Linked DNA regions of Mus musculus: region 2 is linked to region 1. The links are chromatin loops, found by intact Hi-C in ENCODE. Cell type or tissue: left cerebral cortex. All regions are shown on one strand. Each heading gives the region's core, and the rest is flanking DNA. Links, peaks and the distances in the headings are about the cores only. Region 1 holds the start of Pdk2 (pyruvate dehydrogenase kinase, isoenzyme 2). Region 2 holds the start of Ppp1r9b (protein phosphatase 1, regulatory subunit 9B).

Evidence for each region. Hi-C counts contacts between places; a loop is a spot of excess contacts. Peaks named below come from ENCODE experiments on the same cell type or tissue, not always from the same donor. Only the 100,000 strongest peaks of a DNase experiment are listed, where the experiment ranks them.
Region 2: a loop joins it to region 1, with 4 times the contacts of the local background. A loop is called at or near these places in 4 of 42 quality-filtered maps.

What each region holds. Positions count from the first base shown.
Region 1 is chr11:95,037,102-95,049,302 of GRCm38, forward strand. It overlaps Pdk2 (pyruvate dehydrogenase kinase, isoenzyme 2), which reads right to left and starts at 4,270. Exons shown (of 11, transcript NM_133667.2): 1 at 4,038-4,270; 2 at 2,248-2,389. The coding sequence starts at 4,155. It overlaps Itga3 (integrin alpha 3), which reads right to left. Exons shown (of 26, transcript NM_013565.3): 24 at 9,820-9,945; 25 at 9,348-9,489; 26 at 7,374-8,662. The coding sequence ends at 9,379. Gm11513 (a long non-coding RNA gene) reads left to right here. Exons shown (of 3, transcript XR_003949596.1): 2 at 534-605; 3 at 770-1,182. In left cerebral cortex, for the core only: a CTCF peak has its summit at 5,286 (motif pointing left); DNase peaks (open chromatin) are centred at 1,381, 2,157, 3,600, 4,374 and 1 more place; H3K4me3 peaks cover 2,430 bases; H3K27ac peaks cover 3,052 bases.
Region 2 is chr11:94,985,087-94,997,287 of GRCm38, forward strand. It overlaps Ppp1r9b (protein phosphatase 1, regulatory subunit 9B), which reads left to right and starts at 6,126. Exons shown (of 10, transcript NM_172261.3): 1 at 6,126-7,832; 2 at 11,449-11,581. The coding sequence starts at 6,462. In left cerebral cortex, for the core only: CTCF peaks have their summits at 4,801 and 5,867; DNase peaks (open chromatin) are centred at 2,076, 3,921, 4,748, 5,833 and 5 more places; H3K4me3 peaks cover 5,353 bases; H3K27ac peaks cover 7,422 bases.

The DNA of each region.
Region 1 (12,201 bases), core at 1,376-9,375:
TTCCTCTTCTTCTTGTGAAGGCCTTGCCCACCTCCGTCGCTCCACCATCTCAGCCCCCTTGAGTTTATCCTAGAAGAAAAACTCCACTCTCTCATAGAGAGCAAGTCCTTCCTGTTCTGCCATGTTAGCTTCTCTTGCTGTGGCTGCGGCCCACTGGCTCTGCAACCCCCCTCAGCGTCTCTCTTTAGTGTACCAGGATGACCGACCACCCCTTGGCAATGCCCTCCTGCATGCTGAATCCTGCGCTGCAAGAAGTGTTTTCTCTGACTCTACCCCTCCCTGCTGTGCCCTGGCATTCCTTCCAAGCTTTGAGGGGAAAATAATTCAAGCTATGCCTCCCTGTTCAACAAACCCTTGCCCTCCTCTGGTCCTCCATTTGTCAACCTTCCTGGCTGCCTCAGAAAACAGTTTCTTGGGAGGGGAGATCTTGTCGTGAAGTCAGGGACCAGCTGGTTAGTCAGCCACTCCAGTCAGCCGGACAGACTGGAGGAGGGCTGGGAGAACAGATGGTACCTTCTGGTTCCTCCCCACAGCCCCGCCACCCTGTGGGAAGACACGAGACTGGCTCAGAGGTCTTGGACGTCCTAGTGAGGGCTCAATGACAGGTAACTTAGTTGGGCCACCTGAAATTCAAACCCTGCCCTCCACCCACCCATCACCTTCTTGGGTCTATTCAGAGCCCCTCCTGTCTAGCTCTGAGTATCCAAGTCCTTCCGTGTGTACTTTTCCTTTTCCCACGTGTTTTGGCTTCAAACATGTTTCACTACAGTGCCTAGGCTGGTCTTGAACACTTGAACTCATGATCCTCCTGCTTCAACCTGCCAACCACCAAGAAGACTGGAATTGTCTCCACCCTGCTCAGTTTTCCTCATGACGTCAGTTAGCATGCACTGCATACCTACAACGCACCTGGCCTGGTGTGTACAATGCTATCCCTTACCGGAGCCCGTCTCTCTAGAATAAACCAGGGAGAGACATATCCACGCACAGACTCAATGCTGGAAGGGCATCGGAAAACCGCAGGACATTCTAGCAGGGGCTGGTGTGAAGGAGAGTAATGGTAGACATGTTCTATCTACACTTTTGTGCTTTCCAGGTGTCAAAAGAACATTTTACCCTTCTGTAAGTGGGAGACGTCATAATCAATGACGTCTTTCATTTAAAAAGAAAAATCGAACCTTCCATGATCGTGACTCCTCCACATGTTTGTATTGCATTTTGTTTAGCCTGTCTTGGCAGTCTCCCAGGAACGCCTTGGGCTCCTTGTGGGAAGCTGCTGCTGTCTTGGTGTTTGTCTGTGTGTGTGATATTGAGACTTGAACACAGGGCCTCATCTATACCAGGCAAGTGCTTTCCCGCTGAGCTACAGCCAGCCCTTTGTTCGTTTTGAGACAGGGTCTCCCTAAGTTCCTCAGGCTGGCCTTACAGTCGCGATTGTCCACCCTCAGCCTCTGAGCTGCGATTACTAGGCCCGTACCACCAGTGCTGCCTAGATCTATTGTCTCAGCTGCAGAGGAACAACAGCTCAGGGCAAAGGCAGCTTTTATCCCCGAGCCGCACAGTTAGCTGCTGCCACCCGCTTAGCCACAGGACAGTGCTGGGACCACAGGTATGATCCTCCCAAGCCCCAGAGAATCCTCAGTCAACCCATGTTGCAAATCCTGATGACTAGGTTGCTGCCCAGTTGTCACAAAAGTCTCTTGATGATCAGCCAGGGACGTGCCCAGTGACAGACACACCTTTGTTTGTTTCATGTGAGGCTATCTGGCCTCCAGTCACTCAGCAATGTCCCTACAGCTACCTGTAATGAACTTTTGATCCTTGCCCTCTGAACTCTTTGGGAAGGGACTGTATTGTCTGTATTTAACTGAGTGTTTCTTCAACATTCAAGACAAGTTAGATTTGCCACCGGGATAACTGAATCTTCACCTTTTTTTTTTTTCTTCTTCTTGTTTTCCCAAGTTACTGAGCAGGCCAAGGGTTACTGCTGATGTCAGCATGACTTCTGCTCTTGACTTTGAAAGCTACGCTTTCTTGAATGGACACTAAGTCCCCAGGGAAAGTGGGATGGTGAGAAACAGACTGAACTTGACCTTTGACCCTGCTCAGGCTGAGGAGTCCAAGAAATCCTGGCTAACTCTCCAGCCTCTTGGGGCCCCTGTGCCTTGCCTCTGTCCTAGCTTCTGACACAAGAACAGAGGAACACGGTGAGGATGGAGGGGTGGTGGCATGTGAGGGGGACCTCACCAGCTCTGCACCAGCTGCACCGATGGGGTGCCCAGCACTCGGTCAGGAAGCAGGTTGATCTCTTTCATGATGTTGGCCAGGCGAACGGGCAGCTCCTGCCGGAGGAAAGTGAATGACGTCTTCTCGCAGGCATTGCTGGATCCTGAGGATGACAGAGGGGTCGGTCAATCAATAGCTGCAAACCATGGGGACAGTCACCCATGTGGAAACTGGGCAGGCTGAAATGACCATGGGACCTATCTGTGGCACACAGCAAGGTAGCCCTCCTAGCCTTGCGATGCTTGAGTTTTCCCCAGACATCCTACCACGTGGATGTCAATTTAGGAACAGAGTGTATCACCCACTGACCCTCAGTGAAAACCCTGTTTGTTAACCAGGGAAACAAGATGTTCCCGGGGCTGACTCTGAACTGTTCTGGCGTGATTCACCTCACTTTCCTTTCCATCTCTCTAGGTGGGCACTCATCACAGGGGGCTAGCCCAGGGTGCAGAGGCACCTAAGAAATCCTTTTCTCCATGGGGTGCTAGGACTAGGTTCCCAGGACTGTAGGAACTCAGCATTATCCCTGAGGCAGGCCATCTCATCTAGGCTGAGGAGACAGATGAATGCCAATGTAGAATTGGCCATGTTAATGACCATCTGTGAGGCAAATGGGGACCTTGGTCCAGGGTCAAGATTAACAGGCAGTAGAGGAATGAGCTGTGTCAGCTAGAGACAGGAGACCTAGGATCAACAGCAGGCGATGCTTCTGTAACTTACTGTATATCATCAGCAGTTTTCCCCAGATAGGTGGACCGAACTACGGCCAAGTCCCTTCTAGCTGTGGCATTCATTTGGCGGGGACTTGGAGTGGGCCCTGGAGGATTTCCTACACAAGCAAAGCTCACAACTCCAACTGAACAGGGAGTAACAAGGCATATCCTGGAAAACAGGTGCCCAAGTCCTGTCGGCCATCTTCCTGTCCTCCTGCCTGTGACACAGCCAACTCTTGAGAGACCTGGGTCCACTCCCTACACCAGCTGGCACCAGGGAATACCTTGCAGACAGATGGGGGCCACACAACGTCTCCATCCTCCACTCCGCAAAGCTTTCTCCTGCCCCAAAGCCACCTCCACCCTCAGAACACCGAGTGGGTGATCTTCAGAAACCCAGGGGTAGCCATAGGAGGGTGAAAGCCACCTGACTACCTCATGGTAAGTTGGGCTCTGCCCAGCTAGGAACCGCTGCCAGGTCAGAACAGATTTGATCTTCAAGTGTCCTTGCCCAGTGGGCAGCTGCAGTGGGTGGAGGCTCACCAGTCAGGGGAGTTCCCCTGTTAGCACCTCCTACTTCAAGGGGCCCCCTTCCCACCTGCCCTGGCTTTTCTCCCTTGCTCTGTTCAGAAGTACCCCGCCCTTCGTGCACAGCACAGGTCTTCCAGATGGCTGAATCTCCTTAGCACTCCAACAGCACGTCTCCTGTTTACTCTTGGCTGCCCACTCTCAGTGGCCGGGATCTCCCACTAACTCTATCATGTCTGGATAGGGTCCTATGCCCTCACTGTCTCTTACTCTCCACGATCCCTCGCAACGCTTTCTCCGCGCCCCCATTCTTAGTTAACTGTGAAGGGGGCACTCTTAACTCTTTGTGGGCAGCCAGGTTGGCCTCGCCGTTTACCCATTCCTGTCCATACTCTTCCAAGCCAACCCTCCTACCACCCAGGACCTCTTCCTCCGATGTTAACCTCTCATTGCCAGGGTCTCCTTCCCCGCGCCCACAGCCCCCGGTGCCCGCCTACGCCGACTCCGTACCGAAGTCTAGAAACTGCTTCATGGACAACGGGGACGGGGAGAACTTGCTGAAGTGCTCGATGTACTTGGGTGCCCCTGCCAGGGACGCATTCTTCAACAGCGCCCGGACCCAGCGCATGGCGACGGCGCCTGCGGCTCGGGCTTGGATCTCGCTGCTGTCCCGGGGCTGGAGGCGCTGGCACCGGCCGTCAGCTCGGCCCAGCTTAGCCGGGAGACGGGCTTCGGCCGCCTCCTCCCTACCCTTGCCCTGGCGATGCCTCCAACGCCTAGCCAATCGGCTTGTCCCGGCGCCCCGACGTCGCCAATGGGCGCGCACAAACAACTCTGGGAGAACCAATAGCCTTGCGCTTCGACACGTGGCTCTCCTCGAGGCCCACCTCCTTAACCGTGAAGGTGCTGGAGACGGCCTGTTGTTTTCCTGGGCTGTGCTCAAGTCCCGCCTCCTGTCGCCAACTACACTTCTTGGGGGCCAGCCCCGAGTTAACCCTTTCTTCCCCAGAGTCCCGCTAACCCTTCGTTTGACGTTCTACTTTCCCTGGTTCTTTCCCCTGTCTCCTTCTTTAAAACCTCCCTTCCCTGCCCTGTCCCTTTCCTAAAGGCACCTGTTTGACCTGACAACCTGCTTACCTGCTCTGCTATAGGGGCTCACAGTGGTTTCTCACTCCTATGATGGACCCAGAATGAACACTTGCAAAATCCGAAACCAGTATGCGAGCTTATACTAAGCTATCCTATATGCGTGCAACCCGCTGACTTCCATAAATATCCAAAAAGCCCAAGAAAAGGTCTCTCTCTCTCTCTCTCTCTCTCTTTCGAAAAAGATCCGATATCAGGGTGGGAATGTAGCTCAGAAGGCATGGCACTTGCTCAGTATGCATGAAGCCCTGTATTGATCTCTGGTACTTGGAAAACAACAACAAAAACAGCCAGAGCCAAACCCCCTTAGGACTGGCAGAGGCGGGAGCAGGAGCTATGGTCAGTGCTAATTTTAGTTAAGTTCCATTTTATTATTACCTCGCTCATTTGACTGAGCATAAAACCTTGCGCGTCTTGCACAACCACCTAAGAAGGTAACCTTCTGTGCACCTAACCCGAGACGAGCAACTGTCTGTGCCGCTGGCTTCCTTATTGCGAGTCCCCAGGAGCTAAGGCATCTTAGTGGTTAGCGGCTTGGGAGCCCAGCCCAGTCTTCCTAGCAGTTCCCTGCCTCTTCCCTGAGAAATGTCATGCGCCCTCTTTTGGTAAAACTTGGTATGTGCCCCACTCTCTGGGCCTTCCTAGGTTCATTACTATTGATTATCCAGTGGTTTCCCGGCCTTTACTATGGCCCTGTGAAGCACAGACAGGATTGAGGTTTGGCCTTTAGGAAGTCCTGGTGCTCCTCTTGGAGGCTGAGGCAGGAGGAGATCTGTCCAAGGCCCACCTGAGGCAGTGTGAGTTTAAGTCCAGCCTGGGTAATTTAGTAAGATCTTTTCTCCAAAAGGTAGAGAAGGTGGGTTTGAGCTGGTAGTAACTCAGTAATAGAGTGTTTTCCTAGAATATGCAAGACTATGGGTTTGATCCTCAACCCCCCCACCCCACACACACACACACTGCAAGTTATAACAGTTTAACTGTAGCCAACACAAAACAAGAGTTCACCTTGGAAAGCGTAATGCTGTGGGCCAGGCACTGCTTGCTGGATTATTATATCGTTTCCTCCATTTTATAGGCAGGAAAACAGAATTAGCAAGCATTCTCAACTACAAATCTGGCCTGGTTGGTTCCAACACACAGAGCCTTTTCACTTGAAAAAAAAAAAAGTATCGGTGTATACCTTTAATCCCAGGCAGAGGCAGGAGGATCTCAGAGTCTAAGGCCAGTCTGGTCTACAGAATGAGTTCCAGGACAGCCAGGGCTACACAGAGAAACCCTGTCTTTAAAAAAAAAAACAAAAAACAAAACAAAAAAAAACCCAAAAAAAATTTTTTAAAGGATCTATTTATAATCTGTATGTGTGTGCACCCAAGTGAGTTTTTGCATACCACAGCACATAGGTGTCTGTGGGGCTGGAGGGCATCTGCTTGCCTGGAATTGGAGTTACAGGCGGTTACGAAGCTGGTGTAGATGCTGGGAACGCAGCCCAGGGCCTGTGCAAAAGCACACACAGTAAGTACTCTTAACTGCTGAGCCATTTCTCCTGGTCCACCTTTCCACCTCTTACTGGAGCCTTTCCAGTTATCCCAGTATCCACTTTGGCTCCATTCCTTAGCTTCATCTTTTCAGATTGCCAGGCTCAACAACTCCCAACTCCATCTACCTGCCGCCTTGCCCCAGCCTCTAATCTTTAAACCACTGACAATGCTATCTCTTTTTACTTGGAGAGGTGGTGGGGTGGGGGTGGGGTTCTGGATCGTTCTTCTCAACCTCCTGTACCTATTCTTCAGGTCTTGGCTGCTTAGCCATGTCCTTTTGCTGAGCTCCTGGGCTGGGCTGGGCTCCCTACGTGCCTCTCCTGATCTTAGGATGACATGAGAGCTTCTCACAAAGTGGGCTAACTGCTGATTCGTGGGTCTTCCCCACTGGACTTTAGTTTAAGGAGGACACGGGTTGTGTCTGACCTAGTCGTTGCTTTATTTGCAGTGCTGAACACACAGCCTGGCATGTAGTAGAGCAGACAGACAGAAGAAAGGAAGTGAGGTTGGCAGAGAGGCTTCAGGTCTGTGAGGGAGGATCGCTAGACATCGACCAGCCTAACAATTAGAGGTGGCGGGTAGCACAGAGGGTGTACTTTCAAGGGCCAGGCCAATTGGATGGGACCTCTCTTCCTCCCCCTGCCCCCTCTCTCCCTTCCTAAAGTCAGCTTGGGTCAAACCTGATGATGGACCTAGCACGGGAGAGGATGAGTTCAAGAAACCTGATACCCTATCACGGGAGAGGATGAGTTCAAGACCATCCTGATCCACATAATTTGAGATCAGCTGGGGGTGCGTCAGGTCTGTTCTCAACTCCCCTCCCTCCCTCCTTCCCTCCCTCCCTCCCTCCGTCCCTCCCTCCCTCCCTCCCTCCCTCCCCAAATCCAGGCCAGGAGCGTTTGATGTTAGAATGAACCCAGCAGGAACAGGCCACAACTCTGACAGGTAAAGAAAGCACTCCCCCATGTATGGCGCTCTCCCTAAAACTGGATTTCCGTGAACTCTGTGCTTGAATCAAAATCTCTCATGTGTGGCTTGCTGTGGGGTGCTAGGTCCATCGCCAAGGGACCAGCTAGGGAAGGGTATTACCCCTCCAGACTGAACGGAGATTGGTCAGGACGAGGGGCGTTGGGGCGGGGGCAGGTAGGAGCAGACACAGCAGTACAAACTGGGAACAGTTTATTTATTTTAGTGAGAAGCCCATATACAAAGAAGGCACAGGATCGGGGAAGTTGTTATAGTACCGTGGGGTGGAGGGGACAGAGCTGGGGAGTGGGCCTGCCTGTGGACCGGGATGGGGAGAGGACCTGGGAAATCAGCCTCCACTGCTAGAATGGGGATGCAGCCCCTGGGGGAGGGGAAGAAAGCCACAGGCAGCTCAGAATCTCATCTCTGTGGTCAAGGGAGCAGAGTTAAGTCTGGCCAACTGGGGCAGGGGCTGGGCCCTCCCCTGCCATGCTACATTCAAGTATCACACCCCACGTGGTCTCGTGGGGATCTCCAGGCCTTGCCCAGGCTGAGGTGGTCAGGATGGATCAGAAGTCTCTCCTCTTCATCCTACCAATGTCTGCTGCGCCAGGACCCTGCTCTCTGAAGGATGCCGCCATGCTCCAGGTCAGTCCCAGCACAGTGTGTGCGTCCAGGCTGCCCACGGTCTCTCTTTGTTCCTTCGGGCTGCGTTTCTTGCCAGCTCTCTCTGTAGCCACGATTTTAGAGATGCACCCATAAAGCCCATTCCGGCGACCTGCTTTCTAGTTCATTGCTCTTGCGTCTGAGCACGCAGGTCGTAAGAACATCCCCTGGGTAGCCTTTAGTGTAGCCCTGCGCTCCAGTGCCTGGCAGGAATTGCAGCTGAGCCTGACTGTCTCCTCCGCATCAGTAGTTTTATTCTGGACAGTAAACTCCATCCATTGACAATGGCTCAAGGGGGATTCAGTGTGGAGGAGCCGTGTCCCCACATCAGGGACCTTTTCCTCCTGTCTCCCAGTAGAGGCGCTTTGGCTTGGTTTTGGCACAGACAGAGACTTGGATACGGCACCCTCCATGATATATCAGAGCAGGCCATTAGCAGTAGGCCCTGTGTGTGTGTCCACTGTGCAAGGGCTGTGCTGGGCTCAGCATTGCAAGGTCTTGAAGGAGATTCCAGGGCCCCAGAAAACATGCCTGCACTGAAGAGGGATAGATGCCTGAGCCTGCTGGTGCCAGCCAAGGGCGTGGCCCCCTTTGGACTGTCGGAGTCATAATTTATGATAAATAGGAAGGAAGGGAGCGCCGGAAGGTTTGTCGGGGAGGGCATCAGTAGTATCGGTCCCGAATCTGCCAGCTGGTGACCCAGTGCTTCTTGGTGGGTAGCGTGCTCCCTGGAGGTGGGTAGCGGTCCTCCTCCCGGATACGCACTGCATGGTACTTGGGCATAATCCGGTAGTAGCGGGTCGGCTTAAAGAAGTCACACTGGGGTTTAGGCAGAAGAGAAATTGTGTCAGTATCCAGAATTCAAGCAGGAGAAGGTCTGCACCCCCCACCTCCACCGCCCCCACCCCTATGGTCCTTACAGCAGGCCATAACTCCAACATCCCAACTTCAGTATGAAATGGGCAGATGAACATCCCCACCCCAGGCCCAGAGGAAGGAAGGGCTGAGGAAGACACAGAGGAGAGCAGAGGCAGTGGAGACTAAGCGGCTGCAGAGATTGTGGACCAGGAAGATGCGGTGGTCTCAATGGCCAGTACTAGAAGTGGGTAAGACAGTTATCCTAGGGAGATGGTGGGACTCAAGACAAAAGAGATTGGCCTCCCTTGGCCCCCTCCTTGCTTGTGGGAGGAGAGAGGACTTAGAGTAACTGTGGCCATGCCTGGTGATCAGACAGAGACAGGGTCTAGCCTTGACTATTTCTCTTTTCCAGTCCTCCAGAAAGCAGCACGCTCATTGGGAGGATTTCCCAGCATACTCTTGGGATTTTAAGCTCCTGAGAGCCAGGTGGATGTGGGGGCACGGGGGAAAACCAGAATGGCCTGCACTTTGGGGTGGTAGACAAGTTGAGATCCAAGCAGACCCCAAGGCAAGAGGAGCAGACAGGACAGAATCAGAGGCCCCAGGCAGCTGGGGATTTGGAGAGGAGATTCATAGGCCATGTTACCCGGGTGGGCCGGGGCAGGGGGGCTGACCCCTCAGTAGTCGTCGGTCAGCCTTTCTGTCTCTGACGGCTGGCTCTTCATCTCAGCCTTCTGCCTCTTAGCTTCATACAGGGCACGAGTGCGGGCTCGCTTGAAGAAGCCGCACTGGAGGGAGGAGGTGGGGGTGGCCATCAGGGTTGCTGGTAGACCTGGCCATCAGCACTTGGGGAGCTGGGGCTTAGAACTGAGGAACCTGGAAAGCTAAGTCCTGAGCCCAGCTTCCTGGATAGCCAGATACCAGAGCCCCTATTCCCCTTTGCAGCCTGCAGCTCCCTGGGGCATGGGTGGGACTGGAAGCTATGGGGAGGGGCAGGGAGTATCTGGGATGGAGATGAGGAATGGGATGCAGAGCCACGGGATGGAGGGAGGTTGGGTGAGCAGTGCTGGCACTGGCGGGTCTGAAGTGGGAAGCCCCAGTAGGCTGGGAGGTTCTACCTTCCACAAGAGGAGGATGATGAGCCCCAGCAGCAGCAACCCAGCACCCACGGCCACAAGCACCAACCACAGCTCAATCTCAGCCGGCAGCTCCTCCACCAGCTCTGAGTCAATGTCCACAGAGAACTGCAGAGGAGAGACAAGTGCTGGGTTAGCCTGCTGAGACCCCACATTTGGCCATTTTCTCAGTCTCTGCCCAGCCCATGTTCCTGTCATTTGACCTACAGCCACTAGGGGGCAGTCAAAGAGTTAAAAAGCCCCCGCAGTACTCATGGACACCAGCAGGTCTTAGACAAAGATTTGGCCACAGGGGCAGGTTTAGATCTGGTAGGCAGCCTGATGTCTGAGTTTGTGACACACACACACATTTAGACTTGCGTGCCAACTCTGTTCCTGATAAGTTGTGTGACTGTGGGCTAGTATAGTAATTTCATCTCTCTCTAGTTCTTTCATGTGCTCTGTAGAGACTATTTGCAGTTATTTTACAGTATAGCCATGGCCAAAAGCATGCGTTGGGAAGTTGGGCTACTTGAGCTCATGCCCAGCGTTGCTATTCACACTGGCTGAGTGGCCTTGAACGAGTTACTCAACCTCTCTGTTATTGTCTGTAATCTGGGAATGCTAATTTCCTACCTCAAGGGCAATTGGACAGGATTAAATGGTGGTTAGCATGGGGGGACTGCTCCGAGTGGCACCTGTTACATGGCGAGCTCTTCATAGTTATTATAAACACAAACAACGCATAGCAATTGGCATGGTTTTTCCCCTCTGTGGTGGCATGTGTGTGGTCATTATGTTCCCGTATGCATGTGTGTGTATAGGTTAAATAGCCTTCTGATGCTTTGGATCTTAAGTGTTTCAAGTTTGGGATTTTGTTTTATTTGTGGCTCAAAAAGTTCCCGGTTTGGAACGTTTGCAATTCCAGTGTTTGGAGTCAAAGTTCTCTACATGACTATGCTTGATTTTTCACTTCTTTTAACATTATTTTGATTCAAAAAAAAAAAAAAGGTAACGGAGAAAATTAAGGGTCTCCAGTAATTCTGTGCTCTGGAAAAGACTGTTTCCACAATGAACAGTGGTTAGTGTACGCTGATGATCCCAGCAGGAGGAAAGAGGATCAGAAGTTCAAGGCCAGCCTGCATGACAGGCGGCCCCTATCTCCAAAGAACAAACAAACAAGCTGGCGTGGCCTTTGATCCTAGCATTGGGAGGCAGGGGCAGGTGGATCTCCATGAGTTAGAGGCCAGCCTGGTCTACTTAGGGAGTTCCAGGACAGCCTGAGCTACACAGAGTGAGCCTGTCCCATGAATGAATGAATGAGTGAGTGAGTGAGTGAGTGAGTGAATGGATGAATGAATGAATGAATGAATGACAGAAGTGCAGAGTAAATCTCTGTACTGAACTTTTCTATTTTGGGGAGAGGGTCTTGTTATGTTAGCCCAGGCTGGCCTCAAACTTTTAATCCTCTCTCAGCCTCCCACATGTTGAGATTATAGGCATGCATCTGTGTCCCCTCCCAAGCCATCTCCATATTTTTAATACACCTGGTCCACACTGATGGAATCACACTACATGCACACTTCTGCCAGCTTCATCTTCCCCAAGTTTTTTATGAATAACATCATCTTTCTGCCTCAATTGATAAAGGCCAATCTGATCTCTTCTGAGGACCGCACACGCAGTCATTGTAGAAATGGACCACATTTTATTGAGCCAATCTCCTACTGACAGACATTTAGAGCCTTTCCAATTCCCTTCTCTTATTAACAATGCTCTAAAATACCCTCACATTTTTATTTATCTTTGTATACTTGTCCTGTTAGCTCTTGAAATATATGAGCATGTGCCAGATCAAAGGGAATGCGTGCTTTAAATTTTAATGACTATTGACAAATTCACCTCCACAAAGGAGCCACCAATTTAGACTCCCGTCAGCAGTGTTTCCTGCCACTGAGCATCGCCGGATGGCATGTCTCTTTTTAGTATTTTCCAATCAGATGGGCAGACAGCTCTTCTTTGTTGTTTTTATTTCTTTGACTTTTAAGGTTTTTTGTTTAATTTGTTTGTTTGTTTTTGAGACAGGGTCTCAATATTGTGTAGCCTTGGTTGGCCTGGAACTCACAATGATCCTCCTGCCTCAGCATCCAGAGTGCTGAAATTTAAAGGTATACACCAGTATGCCCAGCTAAAGGGTTTTTTAGACAGGGTTTCTTTGTGTAACCACCCTAGCTGGCCTGGACTTTGCTTTGTAGACCAGGCTGGCCTCAAAGTCACAGAGATTCACCTGCCTCTGCCTCCATAGCACTGGGGCTAAAGGTGTGTGCCACCATGCCCAACAGGTTTTACATTTTAAATGTTAGAATTTAATATTAAATTGTGTAT
Region 2 (12,201 bases), core at 1,379-9,378, 52 kb before region 1:
GTCAAAAATCTTGAGTGCGGAAGGTACAAATGGCATATATAGTATTGATATTGTTACATAGGCTGTAAAGACTCAGAAAAGCACGACTGTTTCATGGACATGTAAATGTGTGTGTTAAAATTGTGGGCTGATACTTGCCATAGTTTATGTAAACCCAAGCAGAACAAGCCAGCCACAAAAGGACAGATTCTGTATGATGCTTACATAAGGTACCTAGAGGAGTCAAGTTCACACAGATACAAGTGGTTGCCAGGGGCAGCAGTGGGAGGGGCCAGGGAGTTACTGTGCTAGGCAATAGTTTCCACTGGGAAGATGGGAAACACCTTTGCAGTTTGATTTGAGCTCTCTCTCTCTCTCTCTCTCTCTCTCTCTCTCTCTCTCTCTCCCTCCTCCCCCTCTCCCCCTCTCCTCTCTCCTCTCTCTCTCAGACAGGGTCTCTCACTGGCCAGGAGTTAGGCAAGTAGGCTAAGCCAGCTGGCCTCTAAGCCCCAAGCCACTGTCTCTGCCTCCCCAGGGCTCGGATCACAAGCCTGAGCCACCAACCACTCAGGTTGGTTTTCTCTTGGATTCTGGGGATGCAACGTAGGCTTTCACGCTTGCACAGCAAGAACTGTACTGATCAAGTCATGTCTCCAGCCTCCCAGATTAATATAATTTCTATGGACAAACCTGAAGCAAACAGGCATTTGTAAATTCTGCTGTGATGCAGTTCTCTGAATTTTCCTTATTTTCTAGGAAAATTTTCAAACTAAATGTAAAAGAAAAGGTAAAAAAAAAAATTTTTTTTTAAACAAAAAAGAGTTCGGGGAAACAGAATTGCCTCAAAATCACAAGACTGCTTATGTTCCACTTTCCCCAACCCCTTCCCAAGGCTACTTGAAGAGCAAGGGAGCCGAGCAAGAAGAGCTGAAGGCTCTGGAGACTGAACCCGTGCCAGGTCCCAGGGGACCCAGCAGAGCCTGCTGCTGGAGCCAGTCAGGCTGGAGATGGCGGGCAAAGGACTATGGGAGAAAGTGATTTTGAAAGTTGTCTCTTCCTTGCACCCAGTCCAGAAAGCAGATGAAAAACCAGCATCCAAAAAAAAAAAAAAAAAAACCCAAAACAAACAAAACCACAGCAATGTGCCGGGTGTAGTGGCGCACGACTTTAATCCCATCACTCGGGAGGCAGAGGCAGGCAGATTTCTGAGTTCAAGGCCAGCCTGGTCTACAAAGTGAGCTCCAGGACAGCCAGGGCTATACAGAGAAACCCTGTCTCGAAAAACAAAAACAAAAACACCAAAACACAGCAATGTGAGTTCTTAGCAGTTGGAGCTCCTTGGATTTGCTGATGGCAAAATGCATTGCCTAATCTTTCCCGTTCCTTCTTTTTTCCCCTTTGACCTCTCTGCATGTCTGTAGAGCCCCCATGGCTACAACACATCTACAGGCTAAGTCAGCTAAAGATGGGCTTTCCTCTAAAACACCCGAGGACTTGGAGATATCTTTGCTGTGTCCCACCCCATCCCCCAACCTATACACACACACACACACACACACACACACACACACACACACACACACAGACTGAGGCTTCCCTAGTCTCCAAGAAGCATGTGATCTTTACAAGGTTACACAGGTGCTAGAGTACAGTGTGAGACTGATGGGAAGAAAGCCAGTAGCCAGAAAAGTTAAAACAGGTGGTAGCTATCTCCCAGCTGTGGGAAGAAGGGGCCCACAGTTCCTCTCTCTGCAGGTGCAGTGACAGACTTCAGGAATAAAAGACCCTTTGGGAAGTTTAGATGAAAGGTCACCTTCAAAAATTATCTTAGGGCAGGGGTGTAGTTAAGAGATGTAGTGTTTTCCTAGCATGCTGGAGGCCCTGGGTTCAGTCTCTACCAGGGCAACGAGAAAGGATTCAGGCAGATTTGGAGGAGCCATGGGCGGGAATGCTTATAGAGCAGAATTTCACATAATGGACCTTAAAAAGAAGCAGAGGCCCAGTGTCTCACTAAAAGAGATTCAAGAGCTGTAGACACCAGAGCTCATTCCCAGCCACGTACCTGCCCACACTGTGCATGCGCACCCCGATACATGCTCCAATACACGTGCATTCATTGGCAGGGGCAGCCCACACTAAGCTCCAACCTCTGCGCTTTCTGCATTCAGGATCTCTCTAGTGCCCTGGGCAGCTCCTTGAGGTTGATCTATTGTCTCCCAGCTTACAAATGAAGAGATCTGGTGAAGTCCTTTAGCTTGGAAGTGGCAGCTTGAGGGGGGAGGGGGGGGTCTGTTCAAACAAAAATGGCCTGATTTCAAAGCCCCGTTCCAGCCTGTGCCTCACAGGAAGTAGGAGACACCCAGGGTCATCCATGGTCAGAAGATTTCAGACATTCAGGTTGAACGTGTTAGGAACTGAGGAATCCAAAATAACTAGCCCAAGGTCATGGAGCAAATGGGAGGAGCTAGGACTCAATTCAGACCTGCAGAACCCTAGCTGGGACTTGTGTGAGCCGGTGTTGCTCACTCCTTCCTGTTCCCAGGGACTCTAACTCCTCACCACCACCCCACCCCGGCACCACCACGCTGGGTGCTGGGTGAGCTCTCCTATTTGGAAATGTGGGTACACAAGCATAGCTTCACCGTGGATCCCAGAACTAGCTCAAGGCCCTAGGCAACAAAGGGGAAGAACTGGGGTGAACATTATTGAGGAGCCATAGAACAGCCAGAGGGCAGGATCTAGATCAGAGTCTTCACAGTGGCCAGGAAACAAACAAACAAACAAACAAAAACTGCTTTCAGAAGTTCTCTCAAAGGCCCAGGGCTGGGAAGAGCAGTCAGCCTTGGCACCCAGCCCATGCCTGAGCCCAGGGTGCTGAAGGCTGGGACTTATCGCACATCAGACTCTCTCCACCCATCTTCATCAGCATCTTTGCTGTTACACCTGCCATTTAAAGCAGGCAAGCCTCCAGGCATGTCATCAAAGAGCGCCTTCTGAGAGGGGCCATCCTGAGAAACAAGGGCGTTCAGGCCGGGAGAGGGCGGATAATCATTGCCTGTTGCAGTTTCTATTTCTTAGCCATTGCCCGGGAGACTTCTCCTTCCTCTACACAGGGTCATACGTTTCTGGGCTGCTGGCACCTCTCGCAGGCCTCAGTTTATCCCCTGGAAGCACTGAGGAGATACACGACTTCTGCCAGGTCACCCAGATAATAAGTGGTATAGCCAAGATCCTGGCCCGACTTTGGGGACCACTCCCCTCTCCTCTCTATACGGGACAAAGGAATGGCAGAAAGTTCCATCCCAAGACCACCAGGTACATTGGCGATGGCATCAACAGATTTCCTCTACCTGGGCCCCCGGGGAAACCAGAAGGTTCAAATTATCCTGAGATGCTAAACAGTCAAGAATCAGTGAACTTACAGCCCGAGGAATGAAAGTTTACCTCAGACAGGCAGGGACAGGATGGAGGTGACACCCCGTGCCCCACCCATCTCTTAGGCAGATTGGGTCGTGCCTGATTCCAAGGAAAGAGTGATGGTTAAAGCGGTTACCACTCAGCTCCCTTAAACGCTTCTTCAGAAGTTCCGGCTTGGGTGCTGCTCAGCTCCATCTAGGAGCCCAGGAAAAAATAATCTCCACTCATTAGCGGCAGCCACCCAAGCTCCACACTCACCGTACTTTCTCACATCCCAAAGCCCTTAAAGGAGTTTTACTCTGAGAAATCACTGAACAAGGGAGACCTGAGGGTACCTTTAAATCCAGTCCATCCTAAATTTCTGCCAAGGGTGTTGGGAAAGGGACTAACAGCTGGTTCCCAACCCCTCCTCCCACCTGGCCAGGAGTGTGGGTACAGACCCCTTGGGCTGGGGCCAGTGAAAAATGACTCACCACAAAGGGTGTGGGAGATTCTGGGCAGAACACCCAGGGCCCTGGGCCCTCCACCAAGTCCACAGAGGAACTCTAAGAACACTGCTCAGATTCCCAACTGGCAATGGGGTGAGCAGAAGGGCATCGCCCAACCACTGCAGAGGGAGCTGGGGATGTAAAACAGTTGCTAAAATGCTTGCTGAGCAAGAAGGAAGCCCTCGGTTGGAGTAACTGCTCAAGCCTGTAATTCCAGCACTCAGGAGGTGGCGGCAGTTGGATCAGAAAAGTTCAAGGTCATCCTTGACTAAGTATTTAGTTCGAAGCCAGCACAGGATACTGCAGGCCCTTTCTCAAAAAACAAGCCACTGACTGCCGTAGCCGGGTTAGGGTGAAGGGCTCAAGCCCCAGACTTGAATTTGAGAACATGTCCTAAAGCTTGTTCATGAAAGATGGGTCAGGAGGGGAGACGGAACCTGGATGGCTTCTTTACCCTGCACAGATCCCCAAACGCAGAACTGGGGAGGGGTAAGTCTCCTGCCCACTGTGCAAAAATGCAGGGGGCATCCGAAAGCCTGAGATTTGGGTTCATCTCCGGCTCCAGATGAGAGCCAAAAAATCTTCCCTCTCCTGGCACACTACTCTAGGGAGCCAGTCCAGTGGTTCTTGGCTCCTCCCCATCCCAATCTTCAGGGTTCCCAGGCGGTTTCCCCACGTCCCATCCCCCCCATGCACAGAGCTCTTTCGCACGTGCCATGGGTTAGTGTCCCACAAAACCCACACACGGAGAACGGAAGGGTAGAGGGTTCCCTCTATGAGCTGGGCCAGGCCAACCGGAGAGAGTGAGAAAACGGGAAGAGGAGGAAGAGGATGGAGGGGAAGAGGGCGGGGGAGGAGGCAGAGGCCGCAGGAAGGCCTGAGATGCAGGAAGCAGCTGGGGAGAGGGGGGAGGCTTTGTGCCTGAGTTGTTTTCTGGGTCCTAGTGTCCACCCTGTTCAGTTCCTGGGAATCTACCAACGACTGGAGGAGCTACACATCTAGACCTGACTGAATATTGGACGGATCCTCACTGCTAGATTGGGGAAGGATAACGGGCATAACAAGGCCCCTTGTTGTGTATGTGAGGAATGAAGGAGCTCTAAAGAAGCTGAGTTTTCAAGGTGGGATTTGTAGGGTACACACACACACAAACACGCTTGCACACAAGTGACCAGAATCCTCTAAGTCTGAGACCCAACGTAGAACTCTCAATAGGGAAACTTTAGCCCTGGGACTCTAGAATCATTCCTTCCAACCTCCCCCAACACCTTACAAACCTTCCTGTTTCAGAGATCTTTTCTGGCAGGTTATGAAGGCCAGGATTCTATACCTCTCCCCAAAGGGGTAGGTGAACAACGTCATTTTAAGACTTCCCAAGGCAAAAAAGCATCTTTGGTAATCTCCTGCCATATGGGTGATGTAACCCCCAACCCTGTCCCTTTCTTCATTTCTCCTCCGGACAGAGCACCACAAAGATTGCTGGGCCCAAGTTTTACATTCTGAAAGATGAAAAAAAAAAAATTCCTATGGGGAATTGTTAAAATGAAGAATCCCAGGTTCCGCCTCTGAGATTCCCCTTCACCTTTGGGAAGGAGCTAGAAATTATGTACTTTGATCTAGCACCCAAAAGTTTTGTTGCTGGTACCCCTGAACACTCTAAGGACCTTTAGAGAAATGATTAAGGGCCCTCCCCACAGAACCCCTTCACTTTGTGGGAGGAGAAGGCCAGTTCCTGCTGTGGCTGGATGGCTCCCCGCCCCCAGGGTTAAATGAGGGGACGCCTAAGTGGATTGTGAAAAGCCGAGTTTGGGATGGGAGGGCTGAAGAAGAATAGCCAAGGTCGGTGAAGCTGCGGAAGGCTGTCCGCCAACTATGAGTAGGAGAGACCAGGCGACAGGGTGGAAGGGAAGGGGAGGGCTCACAGGCTCCGGCCCCGGAAATCCGATCCCTTTAGGACCCAGTGGTACCAGTCCCCCAGCGGCGGCGGCGAGAAGGGCAGCCGCTCGGTCTCCGGCAGCCGCGGTTCGGGCAGAGCTAGAGAAAGACCGAGGCTCGGGGCGCGGGGGGGAGGGAGGGAGGGAGGGAGGCGCGGCGGAGCGGCCCGGGTCAGCGGAGCAGCCACGGGCGCGGGGATGCCGGGCACCCCGAGAGCCAAGGCCCCCGGCCGGAGTAGGGGGCGCCTGCGCCGCCAGCGCCGCTGACACCGCCTCGGAGGATGTGAGCCGGTGCCGTGGCCGCTGCTTCGCGGGCTGGGCGCGCGGTCCCAGCAGCTCCAGCCAGCCTCCGCTTCTTCAATTTGGGTGGGGGCGACCGCACCAGGCCGCTAGAGCTTTCGAAGGGGGCTGGCTGTCTTTGGCAGCTTGGTTGGGGGAGGCGACCCACACAGGGCGCTCGGAGATTTTTTTTTTTTAAAGCAGGGTTAACTGTTTTTTGGCAGCTTGGTTTCTGGGGGACTCTATAGAAGGCCTTTCGGGATTTCTTTCTTTGGGGGGAGGGGGCGGTGGTCCCGACTTGGCCAGCCGCCTGCTGGAGGGGGGCAGCGGGGAGCAGGGGGATGCGAACCCGGCTCCCCCAACCATGATGAAGACGGAGCCTCGGGGGCCCGGGGGTCCCCTCCGGAGCGCCTCCCCGCACCGCAGCGCCTACGAAGCGGGCATCCAGGCACTAAAGCCTCCCGATGCACCCGGGCCCGACGAGGCACCCAAGGCGGCCCACCATAAGAAATATGGCTCCAACGTCCACCGCATCAAAAGTATGTTCCTGCAGATGGGCACCACCGCGGGGCCGCCGGGTGAGGCAGGCGGAGGCGCAGGCATGGCCGAGGCCCCACGGGCGTCCGATCGCGGGGTGCGCCTGTCCCTGCCGCGGGCCAGCAGCCTGAACGAGAACGTAGACCACAGTGCCCTGCTCAAGCTGGGCACCAGTGTGTCGGAGCGCGTGAGCCGCTTCGACTCCAAGCCCGCGCCCTCGGCGCAGCCCGCTCCTCCGCCGCACCCGCCGTCCCGGCTGCAGGAGACGCGGAAGCTGTTCGAACGGAGCGTCCCCGCGGCCTCGGGTGGCGACAAGGAGGCCGTGGCGCGGCGGCTGCTGAGGCAGGAGCGCGCCGGCCTGCAGGACCGGAAGCTGGACGTCGTGGTGCGCTTTAACGGCAGCACCGAGGCGCTGGACAAGCTGGATGCTGACGCCGTGTCGCCGACGGTCAGCCAGCTCAGTGCGGTCTTCGAGAAAGCCGACTCGAGGACCGGCCTTCACCGTGCACCCGGCCCCCCTCGGGCAGCCGGGGCGCCCCAGGTCAACTCGAAGCTGGTCACTAAGCGGTCCCGGGTGTTCCAGCCACCGCCGCCGCCTCCCGCCCCGTCGGGGGATGGCGCGACCGAGAAGGAGCGTGGCCCCGGAGGGCAGCAGCCCCCACAGCACCGGGTGGCCCCTGCCCGACCTCCGCCTAAGCCGCGGGAGGTGCGCAAGATCAAGCCGGTGGAGGTTGAAGAAAGTGGGGAGTCTGAGGCCGAGTCGGCTCCCGGGGAAGTGATCCAGGCCGAGGTGACGGTCCATGCAGCCTTGGAGAATGGCAGCACCCCGGCCACCACAGCCAGCCCTGCACCCGAGGAACCCAAGGCCGAAGCGGTCCCCGAGGAGGAGGCGGCGGCGTCAGTGGCGACGCTAGAGAGGGGGGTGGACAATGGCCGGGCCCCGGACATGGCACCTGAGGAGGTGGATGAATCCAAGAAGGAGGACTTCTCGGAAGCGGACTTGGTGGATGTGAGCGCCTACAGTGGACTCGGGGAGGACTCTGGGGGCAGTGCCCTGGAGGAGGACGATGAAGAAGACGAAGAGGACGGGGAGCCCCCCTATGAGCCGGAGTCAGGGTGTGTGGAGATTCCCGGGCTCTCAGAGGAAGAGGACCCGGCCCCGAGCCGGAAGATCCATTTCAGCACCGCACCGATCCAAGTGAGTGACCCCCCTTGGGCCCCCCGAGCTGCCCTTGCCACGTGCGTGTGGTCGCTCCCGCCCAGACATCCGTGTTTGGCAGGCTGAGTCAGCCCCTGCCACCCAGCCGGGTTCCCAGAAGTTCCCACAATGAGGGAGGCGTGGGGGAACTTCCAGCTGTTTGTCAGAGTGGGAAGGTTTTCAGGTCTGTGATTGTGAAGGTAGCCTGCTGCGACCTGCCCTCAGGTTCCTAACCCCGCCCAGCATCCCTCCCTACTCCACGCCTACTCTGGGACACCTGCTCTCTCTTCCTCCCCCAGACATTCTTTCTTCCAGAAGCTGCCAGAGGCTGGGACTTGGCTGCCCTGAAGGGGTGTGGGACATGTCCTGGGGATACTGTTCCTACACATGTGCTGTCAGGAAGAGAAAGGTGGGGAGCTTAGGGACGCTTCCTGCTTCTGGATGTGTGAGGCTTGGCTCTGTCTGGGGTGACAGAGGGGAGCTAGGAACTTCCCCAAACAAAGATACAGTGGAAGGCTGACCCTCTTCCCTGCTAGTACTCCCACTCCCACTTTGCAGAAGTGAAAGAAGGAAGCAGTCTTCTAGGGTGAGCTGGACCAAGGCCATGTGACTGGGGCTGGGAGAAAGAACCCTACTCCTTAAGTCTGTGCTGGGCCAGCTTCCCATATCCAGGGTTGCATCCAGGAAAGGGGCATCTTATATGGTCCCTGAAGGAGCAGGCCCTACAGGAAGAGGGGGGTGAGTTTGGAAGTTCCCCTAAGGTGCCTGGGCAGGCTTTTCATGCCTATAGCCTTCCATATTCTCTATGGACTTTAAAAGAGGCTGGGGGCTTGCTTGTTCAGCCCCTCTCCCCCTTTCTCTAGCACCACTATTGAAGATTGGTTTGTGAACTGTGCCAGCCAGTGCTTTGAGATCCTCTGAGTAGTGGTGGTAGAGAAAAGATGTCCCCTGGGGAGAATTAAGCTCAGGAGACCACTCCCATTCCCCCCTGCCCTGTGAGCCCAGCTGGCACGTCCAGCTTGGATGGTCTTTTCTTCCCTACCCAAGCTCTATGGAGCCTAGCACCTGGCCTGTCCCTGGGGGAGCATACAGCACCAAGGACTTTCGTTGGCCTCGACCCTGCTCCTTCCTCCTTGCCCTCTGAAGCCAAACCCCATTGTGTTTGTTACTCCTGGACACCAAAGCTGCCCAAGTTTCTCTCACTCTCCACCTCCTCCTTTCCCCCCAGGCCAGTAGAGGTCCAGGAGGTTAAGGGTGGCCAGCCTTTCTTCCCTCCCTGCTCTGGGGTTTGGAAGACTCTTCCATGCCCTGTTCCCCTTGAAGGCAGTGGGATCCAGGAAGGAGTGGAGGCTGGTGGGAGGGTGTCAGAGGCAGTTGTCCAATCCCCATGGGGTTTGTGAGCAGCCCCATGCCCTCATGGAGAGAGAATGTGGTCTGGGCCTCTGTCTATATCTGACGCCTTACCCTGATTTTTTTGGTAAAAAATAGCACATGATTTGGAGCAGTGCTCCGGACTCCCTGGTGACTCTGGAGCAAGCCGGCCACTAGCGTGAAAGCCAGAGCAGTGCAGATGCCCCACGTGTCTGACTTTTGGCCTTACTGGGGCTTTTAGCCTCCTCAGCCTGGCTAGGGCCCCAGGCTTTTTCTCCTTTGCCACCTCCACACTAATTCTGAAGCCAGGGTTCTCCGCCCCTCCCTGACCCAGTTGTCACCGTTATGGAGGTCGGGGTATCTGCTCAGGGCAGAGGATATGATTCCAAACTGTCAGCCGAGGAGATAGCTGAACCCAGGGCCTTCTGATAGGAGGTGTGGTTTCTGGTGGTCCCTGGCCTCTGAGCCTGAGGCCTGCCTGGGATTCCCACGGGGGGCAGGATGCAAAAGGTGATCAGGTTGTGGACAGAAGCCAAGGCCCAGATCAGTTCCCCAGAGTGTTTTGGGAGACAGCGTGGAGTGTGTGATGGGGTGTGGAGATGGGTTGGGTGATGGGAAGGGGCTAGGGGCAACACTGTCTCTGGGCACAGGGGAAAGGCCAGAGGCCTCAGGTAAAGAGATGGGACAAGGCCAGTTTGCTGACCCAGGCTGAGGCCATTCTTTGTCCTAAAGCTTGGAACACCTTTGAAGTAGGGAACTAAGTCACTAGTGACCCGCCTACCACAGCCCATCTAGAATCTGATGCTGCCCCGCTACTGGATGAGCAACCCCTGTGACCTTGGGTAATGGATTATATGTGGAATAGAGTCTGTTGCTTCAAGGCTGGGACCGCTGGCCAGATGTTGGGGACCGCTGTCCAGATGTTGGGGAGCAATCTGCTGACCCGTGCACAGTAGCTGGACGAGCATGAAAGTGTCTGATACAGTAGAGTCGAGGGCATTAACTAGGTGAGCCCATAAACCCCAGCTGTGCTGATGGCTGGTCCTAGAAGTGTCCTCTCTGCCTCCCACCATGACAGTGTGCCTCTGTGATGAGACTGGAGATTTGAATGGCATTCAGTAAGCCCCAACAAAGGGGTAACCCTGCCTGCAGGGTGCCCATGAGCATGCTCCTAGAGCAGAGGAGGCCCTGGCACAGGTCTTGCTGGAGACAGTGTCTTCCTTTAACCCTTCTGGTCCATACAGCTGATAAGAGCTGCCTCTACCACTCCTGCCCCAACTTGACTTTAAGCGATGCCAACTTAGCTACCAGTAAAGCCACAAAAAAAAAACCAACAAAAAAACAAAAACCACCGTGGTTCCTCTTCATGAACACCAGGTACCTACAAAGCCCGTCTCCTTTTCTCTGATCCTATGAAAAGGTCTGAGTTAGACACCTAGAAGGAGAGAGACAGCAGAGGGGCACAGGGACTGCCGTGCAGGGGCAGACAGATTCCCACCTCACATGATCTGTGGTCCCTTTAGAGCCCCAGTCTTGGGGCCTATGCCTGGCTCTTCCGGTACCTGTGGACAGGGTTATTGTTCTTCAGGGACACAGTTCTGGCTTGTGGGAGGGCCATAGGGGCTCCACTTTCTCCCCTACTCTTGCTCTCTGGGGCCTACCTGGAATTTCACAGCCTTCCCTTCTCCAGGGAAGTAGGAACTTCTCTGCTTCCTCCCCACCCCTCTGTGACGTCCATTTCAGCATCTGGGTAGGGAAGGGTCCTGGTGCCTCTTTCCTCCTTTCCTCCTTCTCCCCTCCCCTTCCCCATCTGGCATCCTCCAGTGTCTTCGCCATCTTTCCTCCCCTCCTCCTCTTCCTGTCTTCTGCTCAGCCCGTTCCTCCTCTGTGTCTGTGTCCACCCTCAGCTGTCTGGCTCTTAGGTCTTGTCTCTTCCTTTCTCTCTGCCCTGGTATTGGAGATTCCCAGACCTTGCAGCCTCCCTGGGAGCGTCCATCTGGTCCCCCCCAGACTATACCATGTGGAATGGATTTCTTGCTCTCTTGTTCCTGGGGCTCTAGAACTAGGAAGCCCTTTTGCTGGGAGGTGGATTCCTTGTGAGATCAGTGGAAGGGAAGGGCCTCTGGGTGGACGGACGGACAGACGGATGGACACGGGGCTTCATGCGACTCAGCTGGCCCAAGGGCCTTCTCCTGCCAATGTGCTCTTGCCCTCCTACGGGCCTCTGAGAACTGCTCCTCCCCAGGTATTCAGCACCTACTCCAACGAGGACTATGACCGACGCAATGAGGATGTGGATCCCATGGCAGCCTCTGCGGAATATGAGCTAGAGAAGCGAGTGGAGAGGTTGGAGCTGTTTCCTGTGGAGCTGGAGAAGGGTGAGAGACCAGGCCAATCTAAGGCACACACTGGGGTCTCCCGTGATGCTAGCCTCGGCCCCGCCACCCCTGTGGGTACCCGCATGCTAGGCTTCTTGACTCTATCTGCCTTTCTTGGCATCCCTTGTCCGCATCAATAGCCACCAGTGTCTGCAGTGTATTGCCAAGGGATGGTACGTGGTGGACACATCTCCTAAGTACTGTGTAGGTGATCCTGGGCTCTGTTGGAGGCACAGAGACAGGTAAAAGCAGGCTCCCAGGGAGATGACTCCTCTAACTTCTTACTTCAGTGCTGGGAGGAAAGAGAGGCCACGTTTGATAGAGCCTCACCAAGGGAGTACGCTCTACAGTGAGCCCTTCAGAGCTGAGCTTTAAAGAGGAACCGTTTGGAAAGTGGGGTTGAACACAGAGGTACCCTCAGCACAGGATGAATGCATGGCCAGGGTGGCATGGACCATGGTGAGAGCACGGTCATTTCTGAGAGGGATTGGGAGCTATTGTAGGGACGGGGAAAGCTCTTCTAGAAATTCAGCGTCCAGGCAGTGGTGGTACACATGCCTTTGGGAGGCAGAGGCAGGCGTATCTCTTGAGGTCTAGGTCAAACTGTTCTACAGAGCAAG